2 separate regions of the Homo sapiens genome follow, and region 1 is linked to region 2. Evidence: read pairs that join two places in POLR2A ChIA-PET (ENCODE). Cell type or tissue: A673. All regions are shown on one strand. Each heading gives the region's core, and the rest is flanking DNA. Links, peaks and the distances in the headings are about the cores only.

What was found. ChIA-PET counts read pairs that join two places held together with the same protein. Peaks named below come from ENCODE experiments on the same cell type or tissue, not always from the same donor. Only the 100,000 strongest peaks of a DNase experiment are listed, where the experiment ranks them.
Region 1: POLR2A ChIA-PET joins it to region 2 with 13 read pairs; 2 of 35 experiments call an interaction of 5 or more read pairs at or near these places.

What each region holds. Positions count from the first base shown.
Region 1 is chr7:42,718,993-42,724,376 of GRCh38, forward strand. No RefSeq gene overlaps it. Among named protein-coding and RNA genes, the nearest start is that of LINC01448, 15 kb to the left of the region's middle. In A673, for the core only: a CTCF peak has its summit at 3,959; a DNase peak (open chromatin) is centred at 2,259.
Region 2 is chr7:42,646,154-42,651,537 of GRCh38, forward strand. No RefSeq gene overlaps it. Among named protein-coding and RNA genes, the nearest start is that of LINC01448, 58 kb to the right of the region's middle. In A673, for the core only: no CTCF peak of the experiment used is centred there; no DNase peak of the experiment used is centred there.

The DNA.
Region 1 (5,384 bases), core at 155-5,154, 73 kb after region 2:
ATCAGTATCCCTACAGGTCTGCTGGGCAACCTCAATTCTTGCCTCCTCAGAAGAAAGAATTTGTCTGAGGAGCATAAGGCAGAAGGAGAGACCATGGCATATTTTAGAGCAGGAGTGAAAGTTTATTAAAAAGCTTTAGAGGCCAGGCACGGTGGCGCACACCTGTAATCCTAGCACTTTGGGCGGCCGAGGCGGGCGGATTGCGTGAGCTCAGGAGTTCAAGACCAGCCTGGGCAACATGGTGAATCCCCATCTCTACCAAAATACAAAAAAAAAAAAAAACTAGCCGGGTGTGGTGGCACGCGCCTGTAGTCCCAGCTACTTGGGAGGCTGAGGCAGGAGAATTGCTTGAACCCAGGAGGCCAAGGTTGCAGTGAGCCAAGATCATGCCATTGCACTCCAGCCTGGGCGACAGAGCGAGACTCCATCTCCAAAAAAAAAAAAGGTTTAGAGCAGGAATGAAAGAAAGAAAAGTATACTTGGAAGAGGGCCAAGCTGGTGACTTGAAAGACAAGTGTGCATTTTGACTTCTTTACTTGGGGTTTTATATGTTGGCATACTTCCGGAGTCTTGCCCTAGTTCTTCCAACTCCTGAGATCTTATCAGTAAGCTGCTGATCACCAGTTTCAGGTGTTTTCTATCTATTAGGAGCCTGCCTTCCCCTGGCGCTGGCTGTGACCAATTATTACTTTAGAGAGACAGTTAGCAACGGCCTGACCATCACCTGATGGTCACCCAACACTCCTGGTTGGGGTGGTGAGGTAGTGGGGAACCCTCCCCTGCCCTGTTCATGCCTGACTAGCTACCTACTGTAGCATTCTGTTTCCAAACACAAAGGACACTTCCCAGGCTGTGTTAAAATAGATTCATAATTAGTGCCCCCAAAAGAGACTTGTGTATATTTCCTTCAGTAACATATTGTTACAGTGTATAGCCATAACATCTCTTAGTCTCATGAAATTAGGAATGGAAAATAGGACATAACCACAAGCATGAGAGTTTTTAGATCAAAGAAGAATAAATTGTCAAATATTAAATACATAATTTGAAAATCTCAATGGAATAGACTAATATCTAGGAAAAGATTGACTCAAAAAGAAACAAAACCTGTAATAAAAAATGAGATCATCAAAGAATTTAGTGGTTTTGCATGAGATTTTCTTTTTTTACAATTGTCAAGGGAGATATATTTCCTGTTCTATTGGCTCCAAAGCCCAGGTCAGTGCTGTCCAATAGCAGAGCCACTACCTTCCTGTGGCTACTAAGGAGTCAAAATATGGCTCATCTGAATCAAGATGCTTTGTGTGTGTAAGTACATGCTGATTCCAAAGGCCTAGAAGAAAAAAAAGAAAGTAAAGTATCTCATTAATAATTTTTATATGGATTACATACTGAAATGATAATATTTTTCTTTGGGAACTTTAAATATATTGTTAAAATTAATTTTGCCTGTTTTTTCTTACTTTTTAATGTGGCTACTAGAGAACTTGCAATTAAATATGTGGCTTGCATTACATTTTTATTGGACAGTGCTGGTCTAGGAAAAGAAGGGACATGGGACAAATTGTTGTCAACAACTAGCAGAAAAGTAAGAGCAATCTTGGAAACAGTATCTGTGACACCTAACATGGACTGTGGTTTTACTATGTACCAGCACTGTGCTAAACGTGTTAATAAGCTATCTCATCTGTGGCCTCAGAACAACCCCTCAGGGCAGGCAACCCCTGCATTTTTCAACAGCATGGCTGTGACCTTGCCCAGGTCACACAGCCAGGGCGGGAAAGAGCTGACCCTCCAGCCAGACTTGCCGACCCCAGAGCACTTGCTCCCAACCACCTTGACACCTTCCTTCCCTCCATCCACCAGAAAGCGCTTAGGAAGGAACATATATAGCATGGCTCTCTTTACAACATGAGACTTAATTTTTTACGGTGTCTCTGCTGCTGAACTTGAAGCTGGTTTTCTTGTGTTCTGGAGTCCATCCTGGCATGACAAGCAAGGGGCTGGGTTCAGTCTTGCTGAATGGACTCAGGAGCCCATGATGTATGTCCGGAAGGCAGAAGAGAGGTGCAGAAATCCCCCAGGGCCAGGCTGGCCACAATCAGCTGCTGGTGGTTTGGCCATTTGGACTCTATTTGCATTCCTTCTGTGCTCCTCGACAGGAACAGGGCTTTTCAAATGGGCTTAGCTCTCCAAATCCACTCAAAATGTCACAAAATTAAATGAATGGTTTCTTAGACACCATGGGGAGTAGAAACCCAATAGCAAAACACTAATGGTTTCCTTTGCAGGAAGCCCCTTTGAGGATAAAAGAATTCATCTGAGAGTCAGATCCCTTCCTGGCTGGTGCATCCGTCCGCCACATGACAAGCAGTGGGGAAGTCAATAGCACCCTCGCCCGGCTCCACCTGTGATCCTGGAGAACAAGAGAGGAGCCGGCTGGAGGGAAGAAAATCCTGATCTTGTGATTTCAATTACAGGGAGGTGAAAAATTATTTGATATCTGAGCTTGCTAAAGGCTCCTATTCCTTCTGCTCCAAAGATCTTTCCTGCTAAACTGAACAAAAGAGGAGAAAGAAGTGGAGATGCATACTGAGGGGAAGGGGTAGTGGAAAAGAAAGCCGGCACAGCAGGAGGAGAGCAGATGACAATGCAGACACAAGAAAGGACTTCTCTGGATTCTTCCTAAGTGGAATTGACACAGCGCTGGCTCTTTCATTAGACTTCTCTCATCCTTTCCCCTGCTCTCGATCTCTCATGCCAAGAATTGCATTTGGATTTTTGAATCTACATTGATAGCACAGATTTGGCTGTTACTCTCCAATAATAATGTCACTTCGGCCCCCGTGTCTGGGGAAAGAGAGCAAGTATGATGGTGGCCCCCGCCAGGGCCCCAGCCCAGCCCCGGCCAGGCATCCTCTGTGATTCTCCTGGGAGCAAAATCCTGATGAGGCTTTTGACATGGTTCTTCTTTTCAACTAAATAAGAGAGAGGCCTATACGAATGGCAGCCCTAGCTGACTGGAGACATCTCACTAGGTGAAGGCAGTAGATTATATGACCATGGTGTCCCAGCGACCAGCATTCAAACCTGCCTTGACTTCTGGGTGTGCGATGTTGGGCAACTTCCTAAGCTCTTGGAGCCACAGTCTCCTCTCAAGGGGAGGAGAGTAAGGTTTACCCAGTACAGTCATGTGAGGCTAAAAGAAAATATATATATATATATTACTTAGCTCACATGAATACTTTGTGTCTCTAGAAGTCAGCTCCCCTCTGTATACAGAAAGAATCCTCATAAATTAGGCTTTTGGAAGAATAAAATCCTCTGTTCTATACAAGATCAAGATATAGCATCCAACAATGGTGAAATAAATTTGCCTCCATGCTCTGTTTGTAGTTTAGCACCATCAGCATTTTGTCTAACCTTGTCTTTAGACTCTGTGTACATGCAATTAAAATGTTGCCTCCCTATGTAGTGATCAAGGAGGATACCCTCTGGTTGTGTGGTGGCTGGGAAAAATCATCTCATTTTTACATTTCTGCTGTCCACTGTACTTACCACAAACATGTCACAGTGCAAAGCTGTGTAACTATAATATAAACATTACATAACTGGAAATGATAATATTTAATGTAGGAACATATGAGGGAAAATCAGCCATGAAAAATTCTGGCATGTTTGTTTTAAAAATTAAGTCACACTACCTTAGAGTCACACATTATAAATTTTGTCTCTTCATCTAGACTGCAAATTTGCCAAAGGCAAGAACCCTTTCCAACATCTGTGCATTTTCTTCAGCATCTGCCACTTTGCTTGGCAAAGGGGCTCCCTAATTAACATTTGTTACTTGGCTGATTGATTGATTAATTAAAAAACAATGATGCTTTGTCTGGAGGCTACAGAGGCTGAAATAAAAGAAGCATGGTTCTCCTTATTTCCTGGAGACCACACCCTCATCCTAAGACTTTGAGCGCCATCTTTGTGTCACAGTCCTACAAACACAAGAGCACTGGGAGCTGGAAACTGGAAAACAGCCACCACTCTGAACCTCTTGTAAGTGCAGCCTCAACTGCATGCACTACTTCTCCATCAGTGTGCGCGACCTCCTTGTGTTGGGAATCTGCTGAACGAAGCTCAAACCCACACAAAGCACATGTGAGCGGACCAACAGATCAGTCCTGGCTACAACCTAATGGGCAGGCCCAGTGTAGTCAGTGGGGACTGTTGTTGGAGACTTAAAGAGACACCAACAATGTTCCCAAATCTAGAAAGCTATGCTAAGGAAGGAGCTGAGGCTGACTTCGGCTTCAGGAACATGGGTTTGGTTGGAGGGCACCCCTGACAGTATGTTGAAAAAGCTATTGTGCTGAGTGGCCTAGGCCTCGTGTGCTGGTTAACACAGCCCACACCACACAGGGCTGTAAGGGGCCAGCAGCAGCCCATTCGTCAGTGCCTAACCCTCCCAGGCTCCCGGCTCTGAGTGGGCCCAAAATGAGCCCAGTCCTGTTCTGTTATGGAAGCAAGGCTCTCTGAAGACTACAGTGGGTGAAGGCGCGGGGGAGGAGAGCTCAGAGGACTTACAGAGGCTGCCAGTGCCCCCGTGCCTGACTTCCAACTGCTAGTGTCTGCCTGTTAGTACCTAAGTACTTCCTTCAGCTGCCAGAGCTTATTTTGCCTGCCCAAAAAGTAGGCTGCAAGTGCTAGAGGGGCAACCTCCCCCTATCCAGCAGCCCTCCAGCAATGATGGAGAGTAGGTGAGGTGGTGTAGCTCTCCCCACCAGGTGGGCTAATTCTGAATCACATGACCTACTCTGGCTCCTAGACTTTTCCAGTGGGATCATGCAACAATGCTTCCTGGGGTCACCTCCCAAATAAGTGACTTGCATTCAGATCCTTGCTGGAGACTTGCTTAATGCAGGTCTGTTTCTTATAGCTCAATGCAGAGTTTTGAAATTTTGACAATTGATAAATGCTGCAAGGAATGACCATATGGAAATGGTGAAGGTCCTTATTGTTATGCAGCCTCTAGGATGCCCATGTAGGAAGTTAGAATGGCCCCGGCCAGGCAGGGCTGGGTAATGCAAGCAAGAAGCTCCCAGCCTTCCTTCCCTCTCCATGGCAGCAGGCACAAGGATACATCACATTACCCTGTGAAAGACACCTGGCTGTGAAAGTTCTCCAGAAGCCAGCACAGCTCTTTCCTGCTCATTATTACACTGTTTCTGGTTTCTCACCAAGTCAAGGAGAACCTCATGGAACGCATATCACTGGCAGGGATGTACAGACAAGAATCACAACCAGCAGAGCTGCCATAAGAAAAATCCTGGCCATGGCTGCCTCCAAATTGGCACAGAGAGCAGCACAGAGATCTGTCCACGGATCAA
Region 2 (5,384 bases), core at 88-5,087:
AACATGCAGCCTCCTCATCCACCTCTAATTGCTGGGTGGACAGCCCAGCAGGTGATGTAGCTTCACTGTTTGTTCGGCAGGGGGACTGCAGGGACCCATCTCTAATATGACCCTTGAGCCCTGCGGCAAGGATCTGGCCTCATTTTTCTTGGAGCCACAATGCTTACCCCACTTCCTTCCTGCAGCAGGCACTTGTGAATATTTGTTGAAATGAATTTGAATCCAAGGCAATGAATGAGGATGCTAATTTCTCTAGTTGTCTTTCAGGACATAAGTAGGCAGGTTTATTTTTAGAGTATTGATGGAAAGTCAACACTTATGTCAATGTCTCTTCACTAAGTTGTTTTGCCTAGAGTCATAGAGCCTCAGACTTAAACAACCTGTTGGGGGTTACCTGGTCTTACAGGTCCTCTGTATACATTTATGCTTCTCCTGGGAAGCAGTGGCTTCTGAACTCTTCTGAACAGTACATATTCTACCACCATCTCATAAGGATGTCCAATAAAATCTATACTCAGATTTACAAATCAATTCTATTCATAGATGAGAATTACTCTTTTTTTGTCAAGGAAAAAACACAAGGGTGCTATGGTGTGAGCATGTGTTGGGAACTTAATCCCTAATGCAACAGTGCTGGGAAGTGGAGCCTAGTGAGAGATGATTAGGCCATGAGGGCTCTGCCCTCATGAATGGATTAATGCTGATATGGCAAGAGGGGGTTTGTCATAAAAAAGTGAGTTTAGTCCCCTCTCTCTTGCTCTCTGTTGCCCTCTCTTTGCCCTTCTGCCATGGGAAGACATGGCAAGAAGGCCTTTGCTAGATGCCACTGCCCCCCGCCCCCTCAACCTTGGACTTCCTGGCCTCCAGAACCATGAGCCAGTAAAGTTCCGCTCATTGTAAATTGCCCAGTCTGCGATATTCTGTTACAGCAGCACAAATTTGACTAAGACAGGAGGGTGATATAACTATCAAGTATTGTAGTAAGCATTAGTTGTGTTATTTTGGAAAGTGGAAGATATTTGACTTACCTCTTTTTAAATTAAATCATTCAATGTATACTAAATCTACATAATATAGTATTCTGTGTGTGTACTGCATGTAAACATATAATGCTAGATCAGTGAGCAACATTACTGATTATGTTGCCATGGCCTCCTTATTTACAGAAAAAGAATACTAGGAACACAGAGAAAAGGGGCATACCCAGGAACTTGTAGTGGCAAAGCCCATTAAAGGAAAGTGAAACATCAACAGAGCCTGGAGGATGAACAAAGATCAAGACAGAAAGGACAAACAGGAGAAGTGGAAAACAGAGAATAAAGAAGCAAGGTGGGAGAAGAGAAAAATGAGAGCCTGGTAGAAGTAGGAAAAGAAGAAACAGAGAGGACAGTGAGCAAGGGAAGGTGAGGAGTGGAGGAGAGGAGGAATAGTGAAAGGAAAGCTTAATGTAAGAGAAACTACAGTATAATGATTAGGAAAATGGACATTGGGGACTAATGGCCTAGGATGATATACCAACTCTGCTCCTTACTTGCTGTGTGATCTTGGGTAAGTCACTTTACTCAGTTTTCCTCATCTGTTAAATGGGAATAACAGCAGAGCTTACTTCACAGTAAAGTGCTGGGACAGGATGAGCACAACAGAAATGTGTTGTTTCTCATTATTGTCTTGTGATCCATCCCCTGATCTGGGGCCCTGGCAGCTCCCACATGTCTCATTCACTGTCAAAAATAATAAGCATTTGTGAACCCATGTCTTATTGATTTTTCAAGTCCTAAATATGAAAAACTTTCCCTAATACTATGCTAATATTTTTTTTCAATTTCAAATAATCTGTTCAAAGCATAATTACAGTGATTAGATTTCTGGAAGAATATAGACTTTAGATATTCTTTCCCATAAGTAAACCAAATCAGACCACATGTTTCTAATTCCTCAGATACATAAACATTGTATGTTGTTATTTTGGCATGCGGGGCAAAGAAATTGTTCAGACAATGAGCACAGGAGGGCTAACTCATGTGGTTGTCAGTGTAGTGACATGCACTTCTGAAAGGCTTCTGAGCAAAACCTATCCTTGGATGACTACATTTCCACTGTGAGCCCCAGCCTATCAGATGAAATCCATTTATGGATGTCACACTTCTGCCCTCCACTCCCTACCAGTTCACCCAACTGGCATTTCAGATCAATCTATGAATTACCAATTTATATGCCTAATGTCCTAGAGTGCATTGCTCATTGACACGTTGGCTATGCGAAAGTCCCTAAAAGTCAAGACAGGTTTAAAGTCCAGACAGATTTGATGGTTGTCTTGGATAGCTGAGTCTTTCTGAAGCCACGGGGCTATAAACACACAGAACAAATATTATGGTCTGGTCCTATCAGATTTCTCGGTTGTGATGAGCACATAATCTATACTTACAGGAAAATTTGACGTTTTCATTATTTTTATTTTCAAAATTGTGTCTTTGGTATAACTGACTCAGGGCAAAAAAAAAACAAAACAAATATTAACACATTAATTAAAATGCATAAAACGCAGGCTGGAAGCAGTAATTAAAACAGCTGAATTCCGCCTCAGGGGAATCTAACCTACACTTTCATGGGAAGTAGTTCAGAAATCCTGAAGAGTTAAAGTTCATTCTGGCCCTCATATAGTAAGTGTTAGTTCTCCATTGGATCTCAGCTTCTATACTATTCTCAGCAATTTACAAAATGTACCAAATAAATACTAGCTTTTTGAACTGAGTACTTTACGGTACAATCAGACTCCACATTACCCTCAATTTAAGGTGGGCAAGTGACCAAAGACAGTATAAACTTACCTATTGCTGCTTTCCTTCTTCTCCTAAAGCTTCTTTTACTCTCTGGGGTGATTTTAAACTAAGGGTCATATGTACAGATGTAGACGTGGGAAAGAAAGGGAGCAGGGACCAATAATAAACATTGAATTTTTGAAGAAAATAGATAGTATTTTAGAGGATTGTACTTGGGGATGAGGGTGGGGGGAGAGCAAATACAGGCAAGCCCTGCCAGTTCTCAGTGCCCACACCTGGTTTTCTGTGGCATGACTGTTCAAAGATAGCTTTTAACTTATGGTGTATTTCAAATATACTGCATGTACTACACACACACACACACACACACACACACACACACACACACACACACACCAAACCTTGTGCCCAGCTAAAAAATTAAAATTTGAAAATTCACTGAAGTCCCCATATCTCTCCCTGATCTCATCCTCCCCCATCACACACAGTAGAGAGCATTATCTGTGACTAGGTGTTCAGATATATCCGCACATGTATCTCTATATTGTTTTGTTTGTTTTGTATGTTTGCATATTTATTTAAACGACTATGTAAAATTCCATTAGCCATTTTTTAATTCTAGGCTAGCTTCTGTTATTTACTTGTCATTTTGCAGGATAATCATTTCTGCCACCAAATGGCTAGTCATTATGACAATAAAATGATGTAATTTAGAGGTTAAAAAAAAAAGTATACATCAACAATTAATTCAAAGCTCCATGAGGGCTGAAATGGGCCTCTTAGCCAGGGTTCTATTCTGTTTTCAGCACCTAGTGCAATTACCTGGCATAAACTTGGTGCTCAGTGAATATCAGGTGAGCAGATCAGCAGATGAAGACAGGAAGAAAAGACCTCTTGTCCCATGATCGCGCTTGGTTTCTCCTCACTGCTGTTTCCTCTGGTGGTGTAGCTTAAGTGCTGAAATCAGTCTTTCATTCCCACAACATATTAACATTGGAGCAATTTCAGTTGAAGAAATCTGCAGTGCATTTTGAGGTTGTAACCAGAGAAACAATGCAACTATTACAATTCTCTAAACTCTAGTAAAATGTATTCAGGCAGGACCTCAATCAATAACCCTGGAGTTGAAGAGAAAAGGAGGAATTGTTGAGCAAGGAGCTAAATTATCTTGTTTGAGTGATTTGATTTCCTCTAAATACAAGGTCACATGTGGCCAATTTAATTCTCCCTACTCATAAAGAAGTCCAGATCAAAACAACTAAATTGAACCCAAATTTCACAGTTCTTTTCCCTCAAGGCCCAACTCAGAAGCTCACAGACATCAATGACTGATGATTTTTATGACAAGCTCCAGTCTTGGCATAATGGGGTCCCTCAGTTCGTTTGAAGACCTTTTCATTTGTGATATAACAGCACTGTTGTTGGCAGCATTCGATGACATCATAGTCATAAAACTCAGCAACAGCAGGAAGATTGTCTTGGTGTCGAAGTGGGAATTCTGCCGTGGCCAACACCACGCCATCCTGTGTTCTTTGTTCAAGCTCAATGTTCAGGCTGGGTTGGCCTTATCCAGTTATGGGCAGTAACTAACGTGCAGGCCTGCTAATTTTTGATTGCTATGTCCAGCTAAGAAACACAGCTTGTCCCTGACCTTTGACCCCCAGCATTCTCCTGTTCTCAAGCCTTTAGGATTAGTAACTCAAGTAGCCATGTCTATGAGGGCCTTCGATGGGTGTCTAAGAAATGCAAACATGAAATTTCACCACCAGAAATTTGGCTCTTTAGATATCAAGGGCATTTCTGGCTTTGTTGGACTTAAAAAATCAAAATTCTCCAGGAAAAGGCCTGTCAGCTCTCTGTGGGGGAGAAGGAACTTGTGATGGTACAACATGGCCCAATTTCTTCTCTAGTAGCTGGCTCTATCCCTACCCCACTGGCCCCAGCCCAACCATGGGCCAAGTATGCAAGGCCCACACCTCTGAGGTCCTGGGCACTCTTAGGCCAAGAGCCAGCAGGGGATGCACAGGCAGCTCCACTGAGAGTCTAGCAGAGCCCTGCACAAACCTCAGCGATACTCCATCTGTCCTTGATGAGGACTAGAAAATGGTTCACTCACCCTCCATTTGCCTCAAGTGTTATTAAAAATAATCAAGAGTGGAAATAAATGTAACATAACTGGGCCACTGTAGAGACAGAATGTTGCTGTAAAAATCTGCAGAACAGAACTAAAATACCAGTCTCTCTAGGTAAAACACAGACATGAAAATGGCTTTAACAGGAGGTAAATAATATGAAGTCACATCCTCAGAAAGTGACCGAATCTGCCTACCAGTTACTCTATAGGAAGGAGGAGCTTTGCAGATAGACACTTCACTTTGTGCCTCCTGTTGCCATAAGACAAACCCAGGCATTTTCTATGAGTTAATGCCACTGTCTCTTCAGCACCCTGTCTCTTCAGCATCTTGGAAAGTAAAAACAAACCACATCTGAACAGGATCTAGGAACTGTTTCTCTCAGAGAAGCTAAAAGTGTTTCTTGAAGGCCATTGAATTGCGTGCCATTGCTATTCCCGAGCTGCCTTTTCCTAAGTTGAGCAGAACAACA